Linked DNA regions of Homo sapiens: region 1 is linked to region 2. A link is an interaction called in ENCODE POLR2A ChIA-PET data of the cell type or tissue named here. Cell type or tissue: OCI-LY7. All regions are shown on one strand. Links, peaks and the distances in the headings refer to the core of each region. The heading gives the core; the rest is flanking DNA. Region 1 has its middle 110 kb from the start of SNORD17. Region 2 has its middle 46 kb from the start of SNORD17.

Region 1 (4,394 bases), core at 70-4,069, 62 kb before region 2:
TCAGACTTGATGGCTTTCACAGCTTTTTCTATAACAACAACGGCATCTTCGATGGTGTAATCCCACCAGACTTTCATGATATTTTCTCTATTGGGGTTCTCTCTCATAGCACTGACAATCCTTTCCATGGAATACTGTGTGTATTGAACTTTAAAGGTTCTTATGACCTGATCTAGAGGCTGAATTGGAGACATTGTGTTTGGGGGAAAGGAGACCACTTTGACACCTTCGCTGTTGAACTCATGGGGTTCTGGGTGGCGAGGGGCATGGTCCAGGGTCAAGAGAACTTTAACAGGCAGTCCCTACCTCACAAGGTACTTTCTGACTTCAGGAACAAAGCATCGAAGGAACCAGTATAGAAAAAGAGCTCTCCTTATCCAGGCCTTCTTGCACAACCAAAAGACTGGCAACTGGTGCTTATCTTTCCCCTTCAAGGATCAGGGTTTAGCAGCTTTATAGATAAGAGCAGTCCCAATCACAAACCTACTGCATTTGTACAACACAATAGAGTTAGCCCAACCCTTCTTGCCTTAAATCCTGGTGCTCACTTCTCTTCCTTACTAATAGATGTTCTTTGTCCATTTTTTTTTCCAGAATAGAGTACCTTCATCTGTATTTAAAAACCTGTTCAGGTAGACATCCTCTCTCCTCAATGATTTTCTTAAATCATTTCTTTTTTTCTTTTTTCTTTTTTTTTTTTTTTGAGATGGGATCTCGCTCTGTCACCCAGGCTAGAGTGCAATGGTGCGATCTCGGCTCACTGCAAGCTCCGCCTTCTGGGTTCAGCCATTCTCCTGCCTCAGCCTCCCAAGTAGGTGGGACTACAGGCACCCGCCACCGCGCCCGGGTAATTTTTTGTATTTTTAGTAGAGATGGGGTTTCACCGTGGTCTCGATCTCCTGACCTTGTGATCCGCCTGCCTCGGCCTCCCAATGTGCTGGGATTACAGGTGTGAGCCACTGCGCCCGGCCCTTAAATCATTTCTTAATGGCATCTGGGAACTCGTCTGCTGCCTCTTGGTCAGCAGGAGCTGCTTCTCCTGTTATCCTGACATTTTTTAAGCCAAACCTCTTTCTAAAATTATCAAACCATCCTTTGCTATCATTAAATGCTCCAGCTTTAGATCCTCCAACACCCTTTTGCTTTAAGTTGTCATAAAACGACTTTGCTTTTTCGTGAATCATATTAGAGTCTCTAGGTATGCAATCCTGCACCCACATGAAAGCTGCATTTTCAATATGAAAGGAATTTTGCAAAAAAAGTGCAAAGTTTTTGTGCCTGCTGGCCCAGAAATGGCTTCACGAATTTCCTTTTGTTTTTTGCAATGGTTGTTAGGCTGGTTCATTTGTTTTTGAAATAGCCGGCAACCTCAGCTGCAGACATCAATCTATGGTAAACATCAAGCAATTCAACTTTCTTGTAATGTCATGGCTTTCCTCTGCTTCTTGGGAGCACCCCCAGCACCACTAGTGGCACTTCATGTGGGTCTCATGGTGCTATTCAGGGTTTATGGTATGCACTGCACACAAAGAAAAATACACGAGAACCAGAAGAGATCACTTTTCACTGCAATATGCAGTGTATCATTAGAGACAAACTGCTCACAGGGAGATGATCAGCATCATATGGTGTTTAAGTGGATACTTGCAACAGGAGCTTGCCACAATAGCAACAAGAGGTGGCTATGAAATTATGACAGTAGTATGGTATCAGTACAGTGAATTCGATGCAGTTATGATTTAATACTGTATCTTCGTTTGTTTCCATTTATCTTGATTGAAAGGCACCATGTATGGTCTGTGTCCGTATGTGTAAGTTTTGATAAATTTTAACTTTTTAGAATAGATTTGTGTATATTTTATGGTAGTAAATGATAAAATAGACTCCTATCTACATATATTTTATGCATTCATGACATACCTAACTTTTCCTGAATTTTCTTGATATTTCTAGACCATGCTGCAAGCTTTTTTAAATTATCACAAATCTCCAAAAAATGTTTATTGAAAAAAATCCATGTAGAAGAGGACCTGTGCAGTTCAAACCCATGTTGTTCAAGGGTCACCTGTAGTTGCAAAGGTGATGGAAGAGCTGAAAACCTAAACGGGAGGGTAGAGCAACCCAGAAAGTAGAAACTGCTACTTCCCCAGGGCTAGAGGAACAAGGGAAGAGAGGGTATTATTAGGAGCCGAAGTTATGGAGGAGACTTGGCCACTGCTGGAGGCATCACCTGAAACAGAAAGGGCTGGAGAGAGAATATTCCTGGCTTCTCTCTTCTACCAAGCTCAATCTCCTGCCACTGCTTCCCATTGACTGAACTTGTCAGGAAGCCAGGGTGCAGGGGAGCCTGGGAAATGTAGTCCACAGAGGTCAGGGCCGTGCAACACAGCACAGCAGAGAAGGATGAGGGATGGATCTGAGGACAAACAGGAAAGTGACAGTCTCCACCGCCTGAGCTGTGTGATGGGGATGAGAAGGGCCCTGTGCCTACCTGAAGGCAGAAGATTGTCTCAGCTGACAGCTTTGCGTCTTTTCTGATTCCTACAGAAATGGAGAGCATGAGCAGCAAGGGAGAAGTCTTTGTCACCCTATCCCCAACAGGAGGGGACTGTGGGAGAATGATCTTAGGTGGGGAGATGACCTGTGGTCTGGGGAACCAGGATGGCTGGGTTCTTGAGAGGCCCTGCCAGCCAGAGCTGGAGATCAATCCCCGCATTAGCAAGAGCAAACATCCAGCACTGTGGGGAAGTCACTATAGTAGCTGCCATAGATGAAGCATCCACTGGTCCAGGAACTAACCTTCATGCTTTAGGTGGATTATTTCATGTAATCCTTTTTTATTTTATTTATTTATTTATTTATTTGAGATGGAGTCTCGCTGTTTCTCCCAGGCTGGAGTGCAGTGGCGCCATCTTGGCTCACTGCAAGCTCCTCCTCCCACGTTCACACCATTCTCCTGCCTCAGCCTGGCAAGTAGCTGGGACTACAGGCGCCCGCCACCATGCCCGGCTAATTTTTTGTATTTTTAGTAGAGACGGGGTTTCACCATGTTAGCCAGGATGGTCTCGATCTCCTGACCTCGTGATCCACCTGCCTTGGCCTCCCAAAGTGCTGGGATTACAGGTGTGAGCCACCATGCCTGGCCTCATGTAATCCTTTTGATAACCCTTTGAGATAAGCACCAAGGGTGTTCCATAAAACCTAAAAAAAATTATAGCCAAAAAAAAAAGATTGTTCCAGTACACATATAACTGAACAAAAAAGTCCTGAAACTGAAAAATGAAAAATCCCAGAAGGTCTGAGTGTAGTGTGGCTGCTTGAGGCCAAATTAGACCTTCTGGTCAACATGATTTCCTGTAAGTGAATAGATAAAAATAAGCTTCTGTATATGTTCTATGTATTGAATCATACAGTATCACTATATATGTTTTTTCATTCAATATTTCTTACAATCCAGCATTGTAAAAGTTTCACATGACATGACACTTTAGAGGAAGAAATGGAAAATCAGGCTGGATGTGGTGCCTCACACTTGTAATCCCAGCAATTTGGGAGGCCAAGGCCAGAGGATCTGTTGAGCCCAGGAGTTCAAGACCAGCCTGGGCAACATGGTGAAACCCCATTTCTACAAATAATAAAAAAAAATTATCCAAGCATGGTGGTGCATGCCTGTAGTCCCAACTACTCCAGAGGCTGAGGTGGGAGGGTCACTTGAGCCCAGGAAGTTGAGGATGTAATGAGCCGAGATCATGCCACTGCACTCCAGCCTGGGTGACAGAGTGAGACCCTGTTGAAAGAAAGAGAGAAAGAGAGAAAAGAAAGAAAGAAAAGAAAAAGAGAGAAAGAAAGAAAGAAAGAGAGAGAGAGGGAGACAGAGAGGGAGGGAGGGAGGGAGGGAGGGAGGGAGGGAGGGAGGGAGGGAGGGACAGAAAGAAATGGAAGATCAGAGAAGTGGAATAACCTCCTAGGATCACACAGCTTGTGAATGAGAGGCACTGAGTTGCTCAGTGATGGAGTGTCTAATGTTGGGTGTGTATGTACTGACTGTGTCCCAAGGCCAATTATAACTTGGGGAAGGCACCACTACCTCCCTGTCATACAATGGGTACATTGTCTGTCAATGGCACGTGGTTGTACACACCTCCAGGGGTAAACAATCAAAAGTCAGGAGCCTCTCCAGCTCTCCCTCATAAAAATACTGTATCCTCTAGGGAGTGGGGTTCTCTAGTCCAGCCCCATGTGATATGCAGTCCCAGTGGGGCCGGGAGATTTGCCCAAGGTCACACAGCTGGTTAGAGGGGAACCACACACCACCACGTCCTGCAGCTGCAAATCTGTTTCATGGCCTGCTTCCTCTCTTCTTCCCTAGAATGCCTTTTTTTTCTACCACAGAG
Region 2 (4,394 bases), core at 138-4,137:
TAGCCAGCCACAAAAAGACAAATACTGTATGGTTCCATGTATGTGACATCTCTAGAGTAATAAAATTCATAGAAGCAGAAAGTAGAATGGTGATTAGCAGGGGCTTTGTGGAGGAGTGGGCAATGGGGAGTTTTTTAATGGGAATAGAGTTTCAGCTTGGAAAGGAAAAAATTCTGGAGCTTGGTCGAACAACAATATGAATGTACTTAACACTACTGTATTGTACACTTAGAACTGGCTGAGGTAAAATTTGTGTTGTATGTTTTCTTACCACCATAAACAAACAAACTAACACAAATATACATACACCTATGGAGGGAAAAGAAGTTAGGCAGGCCATGTTTAGTATCCAATTGATGCTTGAGATAATTCATTTATAGAGAAATTAGCTGATTAGCTAAGTTACAAACTTTTCTCCAGCAATATTCTGCTGCTCAGGTATGTAGGTAGAGAAGGGAAATATTTGTGTTCATTCAGGATGGGGCTCTACAAAGAGAGAGGGGCCAGGGAGCTGAAGGAGTTTGTGAAGAAGTGTGGTAGATTGTCTTACTGTCCAATAAGAATTTTCTCCTCCTGCCTTCCCTGACCCCAACCCAGGGCATGGAAAAGAGTTCCCTGCCCACATTGCCCTTGGGCTTGACCATTGACTTGTTTTGACCAACAGGCTGGCAGAAGTGTCAGGGTGCCTGTCCCAAGGCTGGGCCTTAGGAAGTCTTGCATGTTCCCCTCCTTCTCTTATGCTCCTGCCATCTGCCATGGAAAGAGCTTGCCCCAGCCAGCCACGGCTCCTTCACTGCGGTCGTAGAATAACAGACCCCCAAGCACCAAGCCCAGTTGTTAAGCACCAGACCAGTGGGACTCTTGGGAGGAAGGACACTGTGCTGGGTAAGCCACTGAGATTTGGGGGCTTCGTCAGGTGGATTTCACTATGTGAAACAGTTTTGTACCCTGTTTCTCTCCCTCAACAAGAGATCTTGAGCATTTGGCCAGGTGCAGTGCCTCCCACCTGTAATCCCAGCACTCTGGGAGGCCGAGGTTGGCAGGTCACTTGAGGTCAGGAGTTTGAGACCAGTCTGGCCAACATGGTGAAACCCCATCTCTACTAAAAATATAAAAAATTAGCTGGGTGTGGTGGCGGGTGCCTGTAATCCCAGCTACTTGGGAGGCTGAGGCAGGAGAATCACTTCAACCAGGAGGCAGAGGTTGCAGTGAGCTGAGATCGTGCCATTGCACTCCAGCCTGGGCAACAGAGCAAGACTCCATCTCAAAAAAAAAAAAAAAAAAAGAGAGAGCGAGATCTTGAGCATTTAAAACTTCAAGGACATTATTCTCAATGGCTGAATATTCCATTTAATAAATAACATAATTTACTGAATGGTTCTTTCATTATTGGGACACTTAGAATTTTCCATGTTTTCATTGTATTGCAGGAAATAAAATGAAATAACATTGCAGGAAATATTGTATATAAATTCCAAATACAAGGTATAAATACTTTTAAATTTATATTTTGACCCCAGTACAATATGCATATGGATTTTTAAAAATCAAACAAAAAATAACAAAAGATTAGTGGATATTTGAACAAAGCCTCTAAAAATCAAGGACAGAAACTGTGAGGTATTGCTAGGATAGCCCCAGTTTCTTCTACCAGGAGGTTGAATTAATAATTTCACCACAGCCGGGCAGAGTGGCTGATGCCTGTAATCCCAGCACTTTGGGAGGTCGAGGCAGGCAGATGACTTGAGGTCAGGAGTTTGAGACCAGCCTGGGAACATGGCGAAACCCCGTCTCTACTAAAAAAAAAAACAACAAAATTTAGCCGGGCGTGGTGGCGTGCACCTGTAATCCCAGCTACCTGGTGAGGCTGAGGCATGAGAATCCCTTGAACATGGGAGGCAGAGGTTGTAGTGAGCAGCTGAGATCACGCCACTGCACTCCAGCCTGGGTGACAAAGTGAGACTCTGTCTCAAAATAATAATAATAATTTCACCACCACTGAGATGATCTCGTGACATGTTTTGTCCAACAAAATGAGGCAGAAGTGACATTATACAGTTCTGATCCTGGGTCTCAGGAGGCCTGGGGTTTCTGCTGTGTTGCAGAACCCTGCCCAGCCATCCTGAGAACAGCCCAATCTGGCCTGCCTGATGGAGGATAAGAAACCACATGAAGCAGAGCCAAGTAATACCAGCTGAGTCCTAAAAGCTCCGCCAGCCCCAACTAACCACCAGCTGCCTTTCTACAAGTGAATGATCCCAAGCAAAGTCAGCAGAGCCCAATATAAATCAGCAGAACAAATCAACCAACCAACCAACTGGTAGACTTGTGACTAAAAACAGATGATACTTTTATATGTCACTAAGACTTTGTAGTTGTTTATTAGGCAGCGTCATTGTGCCAGTAGATAACCAATACAGGAATCAAAACTTTAAAAACAGGAAAAGAAGCTTCCTTCCAGTTTTCAATCGGACATATGAGGAACTTGGAAGTCATGACTCCATCTTAATAAGTTAAAAAAACCGAACAAACTAAAAATCAGCAACTCTTGGCTGGTTGCAGTGGGTCATGCCTGTAATCCCAGCACTTTGGGAGGCTGAGGTGGGAAGATTGCTTGAGCTCAGGCGTTCGAGACCAGCCTGGGAAACATGGGGAGACCCCCGTCTCTACAAAAATAAAAAATAAAAATAAGCTGGGTGTGGTGACGTCTGCCTGTAGTCCCAGCTACTTAGGAGGCTGAAGTGGGAAGATTGCTTGAGTCTGAGGGGGTCAAACCTGCAATAAGCCAAGATTGACTGGGTGACAGAGTGAGACTGTCTCAAAAAAAAAAAAAACTTCTTAGATCTGTCACAGAATTGAGGTCACAGGGCAAACCACTGCCTCCAAAATTGGAGAGACAGACAGATCGTACAGAGAATCACAACTTATCACTGCAGAGTCACAGGTGCAGAGACCTTGCTAGGAACAAGTACAGGGACAGGAAAGCCTGAACTGCAATTTACAAATTGCTGGAGGCTCAGTGTGGACAAGTCTAAGAGTTTAAAACTCCGGGGATGGGGCCAGTCTTGAAGGGCATGCCCATACTTTTGGTTTCTTGGGGGTTTTTTTGTTTGTTTGTTTTGAGACAGGGTCTCCCCCTGTTACCCAGGCTGGAGTGCAGTGGCACAATCTCGGCTCACTGCAACCTCCACCTCCCAGGTTCAAGCGATCCTCTCATCTCAACCTCCTGAGTACCTGGGATAACAGGCGTGTGCCACCACGCCCAGCCAATCTTTGTATTTTTAGTAGAGATGGGGTTTCACCATGTTGATCAGGCTGGTTTCAAACTCCTGACCTCAAGTGATCCACCCACCTTGGCCTCCCAAAGTGCCAGGATTACAGGCATGAGCCACCGCGCCCAGCCACATGCCATACTTTTGTGAGTTTTACCTTCAGGAGTTCTACTGGTTTCTCACAGTAAAGACTGGAGAAAACCCCCCTCATGAGGTTTCTTACAAAGCTAACCATTCTCCTACCATACCATTTTCATCAATCACACTCCTTAGTATTTACTCAAAGGACTTGAAAATGTGTCCATGCAAAAACCTGCATACTGACGTTTATAGCAGCTTTATTTGTAATTGCCAAAAGTTGGAAGCAACCAAGATGTTCTTCAGTAGGTGAATGGGTAAATAAACCAGTACATCCAGAGAACGGAATATTATTCAGGGCTAAAAAGGAATGTACTCTCAAGCTATGAAAATAAATAGAGGAATCTTCACTGTTTATTACTTAGTGAAATAAGCCAACCCGAAAAGGCCGCATGCTATATGATTCTAACTATATGGCATTCAGGAAAAGGCCGAACTATGGAGACACTAGAAAGTTCAGTGGTCTCCAGGGTTTGGGAAGGGTAGGGAGGGGTAAACAGGCAGAGCATACAGGATTTTTAGGGCAGTGAAGCTATTCTGTGTGATACTATAATGATGAATGCATGTCATTATACATTTGTCAAAGCCCAAAGAATGTATAATACCAACAGTGAGCCCTAATGTAAACTTGGACTTTGGGTGACAACAATGTGTCAGTGTAGGTTCAACAATTGTCACAAATCTACCACCCTGGTACGGGGTATTGCTGACGCAGAAGACTGTGTGTTGTGGGTTGGAGGAAGGAGGTATATGGTAGCTGTACTTTCTCTTCAGTTTTGGCTAAACTGTTAAAAAAAATAAGTGTTCTTAAAAAATGATCATGCCAGGTGCGGTGGCTCACGCCTGTAATCCCAACACTTGGGGAGGCCGAGGCAGGCGGATCACGAGGTCAAGAGATCGAGACCACCCTGGCTAACACGGTGAAACCCCGTCTCTACTAAAAATACAAAAAATTAGCCGGGCGTAGTGGCGGGCGCCTGTAGT

Evidence for each region. ChIA-PET counts read pairs that join two places held together with the same protein. Peaks named below come from ENCODE experiments on the same cell type or tissue, not always from the same donor. Only the 100,000 strongest peaks of a DNase experiment are listed, where the experiment ranks them.
Region 1: POLR2A ChIA-PET joins it to region 2 with 7 read pairs; 3 of 35 experiments call an interaction of 5 or more read pairs at or near these places.

Annotation. Positions count from the first base shown.
Region 1 is chr20:17,852,113-17,856,506 of GRCh38, forward strand. No RefSeq gene overlaps it. Among named protein-coding and RNA genes, the nearest start is that of SNORD17, 110 kb to the right of the region's middle. In OCI-LY7, for the core only: no CTCF peak of the experiment used is centred there; a DNase peak (open chromatin) is centred at 2,349; H3K4me3 peaks cover 48 bases; H3K27ac peaks cover 162 bases.
Region 2 is chr20:17,914,400-17,918,793 of GRCh38, forward strand. No RefSeq gene overlaps it. Among named protein-coding and RNA genes, the nearest start is that of SNORD17, 46 kb to the right of the region's middle. In OCI-LY7, for the core only: no CTCF peak of the experiment used is centred there; no DNase peak of the experiment used is centred there.